Regions from separate parts of the Homo sapiens genome. Here region 2 is linked to region 1. Evidence: read pairs that join two places in POLR2A ChIA-PET (ENCODE). Cell type or tissue: A673. All regions are shown on one strand. Each heading gives the region's core, and the rest is flanking DNA. Links, peaks and the distances in the headings are about the cores only.

Region 1 (5,383 bases), core at 220-5,219:
AACTAGAAATACCATTTGACCCAGCCATCCCATTACTGGGTATATACCCAAAGGATTATAAATCATGCTACTATAAAGACACATGCACACGTATGTTTATTGCGGCACTATTCACAATAGCAAAGACTTGGAACCAACCCAAATGTCCAACAATGATAGACTGGATTAAGAAAATGTGGCACATATACACCATGGAATACTATGGAGCCATATAAAATGATGAGTTCATGTTCTTTGTAGGGACATGGATGAAATTGGAAATCATCATTCTCATTAACTATCGCAAGAACAAAAAACCAAACACCGTATTGAACAATGAGAACACATGGACACAGGAAGGGGAACATCACACTCTGGGGAATGTTGTGGGGTGGGGGGAGGGGGGAGGGATAGCTTTAGGAGATATACCTAATACTAAATGACGAGTTAATGGGTGCAGCATACCAACATGGCACATGTATACATATGTAACTAACCTGCACATTGTGCACATGTACCCTAAAACTTAAAGTATAATAATAATAAAATAAAATAAAAATAAAAATAAATAAATAAATTTATAAGTTTTAAAATGAAATAAAAAACCTAATTGGTCATTTTGGAGGGTATTACAGAATCATTTCATTACTTTAAAACTTTCTAAATACAGAATATATCAAACATTTTCCTTCCCTTTCATACCCTTTCATATACACTGTACCTCAGTATAATTAAATATTGTAGTTGATTTGAGGAAGTTTCTCTATAGATGCACTGCATGTAACAAATGAAGACGGAAAGACAGAATTTGAATATCACCATTTTGCTAACCATAATCACTTAGTAGATTATCAACAGTTAGATTCTGACCAAGTCTAAATCTAACTACTTATTTAAAAGGCATAAGGGAACAAGTTAAATAACACCATTAGGAAACAATAAGGAAAATCCAGACTTCTAAAGCTCTATAGGAGAAATTAATCTGTTTCTTCAACAAATCAACTTCAAGGGGAAAAAAGGCATGGTAGGGGTAACCCATGGACTAAAAGATTGACATGTAACTGCAATTCATTGCAATGTATAGACTCAATTTTTCTGGATTCAAACAAAGTGTATTTTAATACTGTATAGTTGATATTAAGGAACATTTAACTTTTTACATGTTATCATATAGTATTGTCATGTGTTTTAAAACACAATGCTTATCTTTCAAAAAATAAATCTAATATAAAGTAATATAAGGTCCGGGGTTTTCTTTCAAAATAATTGCAGGGAATGAATATAGATGAAATATGATCAGTCATGAGTTGCCCATGTTTGAAGATGGGTGATGGCTTCATGGAAGTTTATGACTATGCTCTCTACTAGTTATTTTCTATAATAAGTTCTTTTTTAAAGAATACAATATGCATTGGTATAAATGTGATAAGGGAAAATCTCAGCACGCTATATAAAAGAAATAGGGAGGCTGGGGCAGGAAGATCACTTCTGACCAGGGGTTTGAGACATGCCTGGGCCACACAGCAAAATCCCTTCTCCCTACAAAAATTTAAAAAATAGTTGAGCATGGTGGCACGTGCCTGTAGTCCCAGCTACTTAGGATGCTGAGGTCGGGGAACCACTAGAGCCCAAGAGTTCAAGGTTATAGCAAGCTATGATTGTACCACGCACTTCAGCCTAGGCAACACAGCATGCACATCTTTTTATATTTTTTTCTTTTTTTGAGACGGAGTCTCACCCTGTTGCCCAGGCTGGAGTACAATGGCGCAATCTCGGCTCACTGCAACCTCTGCCTCCTGGGTTCAAGCAATTCTCCTGCCTCAGCCTCCCGAGTAACTGAGATTACAGGTATGCACCACCACGCCCAGCTAATTTTTTGTATCTGTAGTAGAGACGGGGTTTCACCATGTTGGCCAGGCTGGTCTCGAACACCTGAACTCACTATGATCCACCCCTCGGCCTACCAAAGTGCTGGGATTACAGACGTGAGCCACCGTGTCCAGTTGCCCATGTCTTAAAAAAGAGAAAAGAAGAGAGAAAGAAAAGAAAGAGAGAAAAGAGAGAGGAGAGAGAAAAGAAGGAAGGAAGGAAGGAAGGAAGGAAGGAAGGAAGGAAGGAAGGAAGGAAGGTCGGTCAATTTTTACATTCCACAGGAAAGGATTAAGCTGAAAAAAGGAAGATAAAAGAATAAACCAAGAACATTCCAGGCAGATGGAACAACCTGCACAAAAGCTCAGAGGGTGAGAATGTGATGTGTTAAACAAAAATAAAGAAGAGAAGGAGGAAGGGAAAGAAAAAATGGGGGAAGAAGGATAGAGCTAGTGAGGTGTGGGTGGAAGAGCTAGAGAGGACAGGAGCCAGATCACGAAGGGCCTTCTGGGCTGCATAAAGGACTGATACAAAAAACACTGAAAGATCTTAAGAAGGGTAACAGCATGATTAACTTCTGTGTCTGCAGCTCACTCGCTATGGTGTGGAGAATTCCTGCAGGAGCACACAGTGGGAGCCGGAAGGGCAGTCAGAAAGCTGTTGTGGGGCTCTGGGTGAAACTTGGTGGCTATTCTCACCAGGGTACTGGTAAGAGCAATGGGAAAAAAGGAAAATGGTATTTTGAAGACAGAACAAACAGGCTGTTAGGATAAACTGAATTGGGATACGGAAATTATAAAGGATGACTCCATTACTTCCTGATTTTAGCATCTAAGTGGATGTAGGTATCATTTACTGAAATGAGTGAAATTAAAGGATGAAAGATTTAGACAAAATGTATCAAGAGTTCTGTTTGGGAAAAAGATCTTAGTCTGGGAACATCCAACTGGAGACATAAAGGAAGCATTGGTATTTATGAGTCTGGATCTCAGTAGAAAAATCTAGGCCAGACATATAAATTTATGAGTTACTTGGGGGACTGCAAGAGACAGCCAGTTTTCTGTTAAAGCAGAAGTAAACACTCAGAGAAGAGGTAGAAAATATGTAGGAATTTCCTGATCAGAGAATGATGTTCTATATCTAGAACACATGGAAAGAGCCTAAAGGATGGAGGAAAGGGACAGTGTGGGGCACACATTAAGAAACATGATACTTGCAAATGGTTAAAAACAAAAGGGAAGAAGAAATATGAGGGTGCAGTCTGAGGCATAGTGGATGATCAGGGAGTTTTTTTACTTTGGATAGTGCCTGGGATATGACACAGTGATGTGAGGCACAGAGGATTCCATCCTGGCAGTCTCTTGGAAGCAGTGGAATAGAGGCTACTGTTTTGGCTGCTGCTCGGCACAGCTGCCCCTATGTGCACTAGGCAAAGCATGGAGAGGGATGGGCCGAGCTTTTGCAGCTGCACAGATGACAAGGTACAGGTCCTCAACCTTGGCTACATATCAGAATCACCAGAGGAGATTTGAAACAACAATGCCTAGCTCTGCCCCTGATTTAACTGGTGTGGGGTAAAGTCCTAGCATCTGTATTTGTAAAAACACCCGCAGTGATTCTAACGTGCAACCAGGACTGAAAATCATTGTGTTAAACCTTCAGGTTCCAACACCAGCTTCTCACTGCCTCTCTTCCTTTGCCTGGTCTCTCCAAAACTGAAGTCGCCTTTTTACTATAAACATTCAAAAGTTTTTCAACTATTTTGAGTGTCCTCATAGTTGAAAGCTCAGTGGTAAACAAATGAGCCAAGTCCTTACCACGTAAAAGAGATACTGAAACAGCACCTTACTGGAAAACTTACTACTCTCAGGTATAGCTGAACAGCCTGTTTTAGATCCACCACCAGCAACAGCACATCATCCAACTGCCTATGATCCTCTTATCTACCAGAACATAACTGGGAACATTTAGCAACATTTTTAAAATAAGCAGATATATAATAGCTACAGTGTTCTGCAAGTCTACTAGCTTAAAAATCTGATCCAAACAAGGAATTAAGGTTATTTAAGTATGACTTTTTTTTTTTTTTTAACTAACTTCGTGTCACTATTTTGCTTTCTAATTGTTGAGAAACCATCGGAACAGTATTTTCATTAGAGAAGGGGGAACAAGAAGAGCGTGCAAGGGGAATGTCACACCATTTCCTTCGGTTCTGGTTCATAGATTTATCGTCTTCTGTAAAGGTTTGGACATCTCAAGACTGCTAATGCCTCTCCAATTTTTCATAGATCCTCAAAGATCACGGACAGTGATGAAACAGTTTCAACTCCAAATTTCTTTAAAATTCTGTGCAACAGTCATCTCAAGTCTTCAATCAGAACTCCAAAGAGAACCAAAGTACTATCAAATGTCCTAAGACATTTGTTAATTTAATTCACATCTACATTTGTTCTGCACTTTCATGCCTGAAACTAACTCTCCCTGGAAACAATGATATCAGGAGGTGAGTGCTTGCACTTCTTCTGTGACCTTTCTATCCCCATGACCCCTGTGTGTGTGAACTTTAAAGCCGAGCTCACACTCGGTTTCTAATTCTTCCACTTCTCTCATTGAGATGACTTGTGCTTATCTGCTTTGATGTTTGATTGTTCGGTTTTGAGAGACTTTAATCATCCATTTTAATACATTAACCTTCTGGAGTTTTAGGGCTATGGGTTGTATACTTCTCAGGACTTTGAAGAGAAATACTTCCTAGATGCAAGGAATTGTTCCAGGTGGAGCAAGAAATAACATGCATACAGCCCTTGAGGAGATTACCAGCTAACAGAGAAGACAGGAAAGTACCAAGCAACCAAAATGAATGATGAAAGAAGGAAAAATTCTAAACAAAAGTAAGGCAAAGTTATCAAGGACCAGGAATGGAAGAACTCCAAACACATCAAAAGAAGGCAAAGCACAGGAAAAATCTCCAAGTCATCCACAGAGGTAAAAAGTAGTTGTTTACACATACTCTTGAAATTACTAGAGAAGGGCCGTGTTTGATGAGATGGGATAGTTTCATAAAAAATAAGTAAATGTAGATCCTTATGAGTTTTTCAGATTGATTTTTCACACATACTGAGATTTGAAACCTACTATGTTAATTAGTTCTCTATGAGTTTTTATACATAAACATAATACCCACATGTACCATATAATGCCACATGTACCATATAATACCCACATACACTGAAAACTATGAAGAAAGGAATTCTGTGAAGGCAAACAAACACCAAATAACAAAAACTAAGAAGGAAGAAAAGGGGAAGGAGGAAGCCAGGTAGGAGAAGGGTGGGGGGGAGAAAGAGGAGGAGGAAGAGGAGAAGGAGAAGAGGAGGAGAGGAGAGGAGGAGGAGAAGGAAAAGGAGAGGAGGAGGAGAAGGAAAATGAGAAGAGGAGGAGGAGAAAGGGGGAGGGGAAGGGGGAGGGGAAGGGGGAGGGGGAGGAGGAGGTATTTTCGTTTTTCTCTGGTCCTACTTTCAAGCACACTTGTCTG
Region 2 (5,383 bases), core at 187-5,186, 81 kb after region 1:
GTTCCTATACCTAAGAGGGTTGCTGCAGGGCTAAATGATGTACAAACTACTTAGAATAGTGTTCAGTAAAGCAAGCGTTATTGCAATCCAGTGATAAGCATAATGTATGTTTAAGTGTGATCAGGCACTAAGCTGTTAGGAACCACAGACTCCCATCCTGGGTCCTGTACTTCTGCAGGAGGGCTTGTACTTGTCTTGGTTCTCTTGGTTCAGATCAGTCTGGCACTTTCTTCTGTATCAGCCATGGGCTGTCAGACTCATTTTCTCAGTCACTCCTTAATTTTATCAGTTCCTGTCAATTCTTCTCCAGTATTCCTGTTTCTATTGACTTTGCAATTTGCTTTTGCACTATTCCATAAAAATCAAACACTTTTTAAACAGCCATAGGGAGCTACCCTACAGGCCTTCTTGATATTTCCTTTGACTAAAGGTGAAAGGAGCTATTTATAGTTTATAAAAGTTTTAATGAAAAAGTTCAGTGCACAGTCTCTTCTCTCTCTGTGGATTTTCTTCCTTTCTCACTGTCATATTTCCCCTTGTAACTACAAAGCTGCAGGGTAAGAGTCGAGAGAGAACTGAGAACCCATGGTTACATAATGAAGTATCAAAGATAAGGTTTACCAAACAGATTAGAAAGGTGACAAGAGTTTTTACCACCATCAGCACACACGAGGAAAATTTAGTGAGTAGCAAATGCTAGAAGAGGGGAACACTCATCAAGAGTCAATTTTGCCAAAGCAAGCAAATAACTCTTCAAATAAAGAGTTGGCAGGCATACATTTCCAAAAAAATTGGGGGTGTTGTAAGATAATTGATGCCAATCAGGAAGCAGGAATCTGTCTTCTGAAATTTTACTAAACAAAATGTCCTATCTGATCAAAGGAGGAATAAAATTATGAGGCATCATCTTTCAAAATATACACAAATAATTGGTTTTCTTATTAAAATTTGGTGACTCACCCATGATGCATATTATCTATGTATGAAGAATCTATCCACATGTTAAATACCAGTCAGAAAAACCCACCACCATTCTGCTCTTCCTTTCATTTACAAAAGTATTTTCCCTCTTTGTGGAGTAGCATAAAGTGTCACAACCAAGAAACTGTATTTTAATAGTAGATAATGTAATTTATAGGTAGAATTCATTATTGTGCTATCATTGCAATTAGCAGGAAATTAAAATGAGCATGTAAACACTTATAAAATGTAGTACCAGAACAGTATAATTTTAAGTAGAATTAATCCTACCTATCAGAACAAACATCAAGTAAAACATCAAGTAGCACGAATCAGCTAATTTTCTTTAAGTACTTTTTTTAATTGACATACCCATGCAACACTTTTTTTCTTTTTCTTTTTTTTTTTTTTTTTTTTTTGAGACAGAGTCTTGCTCTGTCACCCAGGCTGGAGTGCAGTGACGTGATCTCAGCTCACTGAAAGCTCCACCTCCTGGGTTCACACCATTCTCCTGCCTCAGCCTCCCAAGTAGCTGGGAATACAGGCGCCCGCCACCATGCCCAGCTAATTTTTTGTATTTTTCGTAGAGATGGGGTTTCACCGTGTTAGCCAGGATGGTCTGGATCTCCTGACCTCGTGATCCACCTGCCTCAGCCTCCCAAAGTGCTGGGATTACAGGTGTGAGCCACCGTGCCCGGCCGCAACACTTTTTTTTAAGTGGAAGGAATTACTTGGAAAAGTTATTTGATTCTTTTAATACTATTTAGATATTCTACAAGAATTAGAGTAACAGAACTTTCACCAATTTTGTTTCAGACATATAATTGTGTAAAATTTTTATTCTGAAATTACTTCTAGGTTTATAGAAAATCTCACATGGGGCAGTTCAGCTCCATATAATTCAAAGGCACTATGTAACATCCGAAAAGCTAAAGGAAGAAAGCACATTGTAACTGCACTGAAATCTGATGCTTTATAAAACGATTTTTTAGGCCAAATACAGTAGCTCGCACCTGTAATCCCAACACTTTGGGAGGCCAAGGCAGGAGAACTGCTTGAGGACAGGAGTTCAAGACAAGGCTGGCCAACACAGCAAGACCCCATCTCTACAAAAATAAAGATTTTTTTTTAGCACCACAATGCAAAAAGTGCTATCTCGTTCAATGACAATTTTCTCATGTTATAGCGACTGTAGATATTAAAGCTAAGAATTTCCTCAGGTAAGTCATGTCTTCTTTTTAACAAAGAAGAAAAGGGGAATAAAACTATCATTATTTCCAAAGTTGTCTCCTACTTTAAATCTACCTTGATTCTGAACCGCTCTCAGCTGCTACTCCATTTCTCTGTTCCTCTTCATATCAAAATTCCTCAAAAAGAGGAGTTGATCCCAACTGGTTCCACTTCCTCAGTCCATTCATTCTTAAACCCATTTTAATCAGATTTCTATCCTCTCCACTCCACTAAAGGTCAGCAAGCCTCCTCAATGGCAATACCAGTGGGCAATTCCCAGACCTCATCTGAACCTCTCAGCAGCATCTGACACAATTGATCACCTCCTCCTTCCTGAAACTCTTTCTTCACTTTGACTCCAAATACCACACTCCCGTAGTTTTCCTCCTACTTCACTGGCTCTGCCTCCTCAGAATCCTTTGCTGGACACTCTTCCCTTCCCAACCTATAAAGACATGTGTCCCAGGATGGGGACCTTGGGCCTCTTGCCATCTCTGCCTACACTCCCTCTTTAGGTGACTCCTATCCTAACCTCTTCCTTAAGTACCGTCAGTAAACTGAGGGTTCCCAATTTTGTATTTCCAGGTCCTACCTTTCCCTCATCCTCAGACTCACATATCCAAATACTTATGTGACAAATCCTTTAGGATACATAATAGGAATCTTAAACTTAAGCTGTACAAAACGGCTGAGGTGGGCGGATCACTTGAGGCCAGGAGTTTGACAGAAGCCTGGCCAAAATACAAAAATTAACCAGGCATGGTGGTGCATGCCTGTAATCCCAGCTACTCGGGAGGCTGAGGCACAAGAATCACTTGAACCCGGGAGGCGGAGGTTGCAGTGAGCTGAGGTTGTGCCATTGCAATCCAGCCTGGGCAACAGAGCCAGTCTCTGTCTCAAAAAAAAAAAAAAAAAAAAAAGAAGAAGAAGTACAAAACCAAATCAAATTCCTGATTCCATAACCTCTCAAAAACCTTGCTCCTCCTTCCGATATTCCCCCATCTCAATATGAGCCTACCTTTACATCACTCAAATTTCTCTAGTGAAAAACTTCAGAATCCTTGATTGTACTCTGCTACCCTATATCCACTCCAACAAGCTAGTTCCCTTGGCTCTCCTTTCAGAACATACTTAAATCCCACTACTTCTCAGCAGCTCCACTGCTCCCATCCTAATACAGGCGACCAACACATCTCACCTAGGTGATGACCACAGCCTCCTAACTGGTCTTTCTGCAGCTATTCTCACATTCTTCTTCCCGATGCAGTCTACATTCTACACAACAGGCAGGGTTTTTTTAATTATCACCATCCTGCTCAAAAGCTCAAAGAGCTTCTGACTTGGAGTAAATTGCTACACCCCAACCAGGACCAGCAAGGTACGACCTCTCTGACCTTCTCCCCCAGACCCTTTGCTCATTCCACTCCAGCCACCATGAACTCCTTCCTGTTCCTTAAGAACACTAAGCCGTCTATACTCAAGGCTGTTGCACCCTCCTCCTGAAACATTCTTCCTCCAGATATTCCCATGGTTTGCTCCCTCCCTTCTTTCACATCTACACTCACATGTCACCTTCTCAGAAATGCCTTCCCTGACCATTTATCAACACCCACCTCCCATCCGTTTTTCCCCTTTCCTTGCTTTTGTTTATATTCCTCAGAAATTCAGCCTGGTCATATCCGTTTATTATCTGCCTGCCATCCCCACTTGTGTAAAAGTTCCTTGGTGGCAGAGATTTGTCTATTTTGCTCAATCTCAAATCTCCAGGGCCAAGAACTGTGCCTGGTAAATAGTAGACGCTCAGTAAACATTTGTTGAATGAATATATGAGTAAGTCATTTCTATACTCTTACCCATTGTTACCAAGGTAGAGAATATACATTTCAATTGTTTATTACTTTTAATACACATGGTATGACGCCAAAGAAACCATTAAATATTTTTCAAGTTATATTTTTAGGACCTCATAATGTCAGGGGATTTCAAGGCAGAAAGAGCAGCCTGAGCAAATAAATGAGGTAGAAAATATTACAACATATTTAAAGGAATACAGAAAATTCCCTACAAGAAATCTGGGGAAAGTGGGGGACAAGGAAGGAGCACAGGTGAAAGATGAAGTGTAGATAAGGCTGAAAGCAAGACAAAGGGCAATCATGAAGGGTCCTGTGTGCCCGCCTGAGTTGAGTGTCATCTTGTAGGCAACAGGGTGTCATAAGCAGGGAAACAGCAATCAAAATTTCTTTTGGGAAGAATTATTCTGATCACATAAGATTATATAACTCACATATCATGTCTGGTCTTAGTTGAAGTAGCAGCTTAGCTGTTCCAGATCCACACACAGATAAGATATATAAGCATACAAGTCTTAAATGATTTTTAATCCCTTATCATTCACACCTAAAAGGCATTCATAGTTTCTTGCTCACAAACCTTCACCTGATCCATTTTCCCATGAAATATTTTCTCAGCATGTTCTCATTTGAATATTTTCAATTTTTAATCAATTAACTCTTCAGTTTAAGAACACTTACATGACAGTCCTTAATTAATGCACACAAATTCCTATGCATGCAGTTTATCAGTTAACTTATAATATTAAATGTTAATACTACATTGAATGGTAAAATATTCAAAAAGAAAATTCAATTATAGTTATTTTAATTAGTAAAAATCTGGTATCTGATTATTAAGATACCAAAATATTTTATCCAATACAAACTTCAAATTAAAGTAAAATAAAGTTCAGTTGGTCTAGACAAGGGGCATATTAAAAGTCCTGTATTTTTATGGTTAAAAAATAGGCTTGATTTCAATACCTAATATTTACTACTGTAAAGAAGTTTAATATCAAATACATATTGTCAGTTTACTACGTTTAATTTGTAATCAAACGACATTCAATTCAAGTTAAATGGGTATGTTTTAACTGTTTTTTTAAAATCCTTATTTGCCTTCTATTCCTCTTTGCTGCTTCTGTTTCCTTAGTATTTATAATGTAATCATTACTTTTTCCTCTTAACCTTAGAGATTACTCTTAACATCTTATTTGATAGTTATTCCATCTTTGACTGCTTCACAAAATCATATAATGAACACCTACACATCAGGCACAGTGCCAAGCCCTAAGGCACAAAGATAATAAAAGGTAAGCTCTCTACCCTGAAGCAGACTCTAATCACAGTCATCCAGTCTT

Evidence for each region. ChIA-PET counts read pairs that join two places held together with the same protein. Peaks named below come from ENCODE experiments on the same cell type or tissue, not always from the same donor. Only the 100,000 strongest peaks of a DNase experiment are listed, where the experiment ranks them.
Region 2: POLR2A ChIA-PET joins it to region 1 with 6 read pairs; 3 of 35 experiments call an interaction of 5 or more read pairs at or near these places.

What each region holds. Positions count from the first base shown.
Region 1 is chr7:90,775,572-90,780,954 of GRCh38, reverse strand. All of the region lies in intron 4 of CDK14 (cyclin dependent kinase 14), which reads right to left. Among named protein-coding and RNA genes, the nearest start is that of CDK14, 180 kb to the right of the region's middle. RefSeq lists an enhancer at 3,784-3,843. In A673, for the core only: no CTCF peak of the experiment used is centred there; a DNase peak (open chromatin) is centred at 2,244; H3K27ac peaks cover 4,168 bases.
Region 2 is chr7:90,694,064-90,699,446 of GRCh38, reverse strand. The region is part of intron 2 of CDK14 (cyclin dependent kinase 14); the gene reads right to left. Among named protein-coding and RNA genes, the nearest start is that of CDK14, 100 kb to the right of the region's middle. In A673, for the core only: no CTCF peak of the experiment used is centred there; no DNase peak of the experiment used is centred there.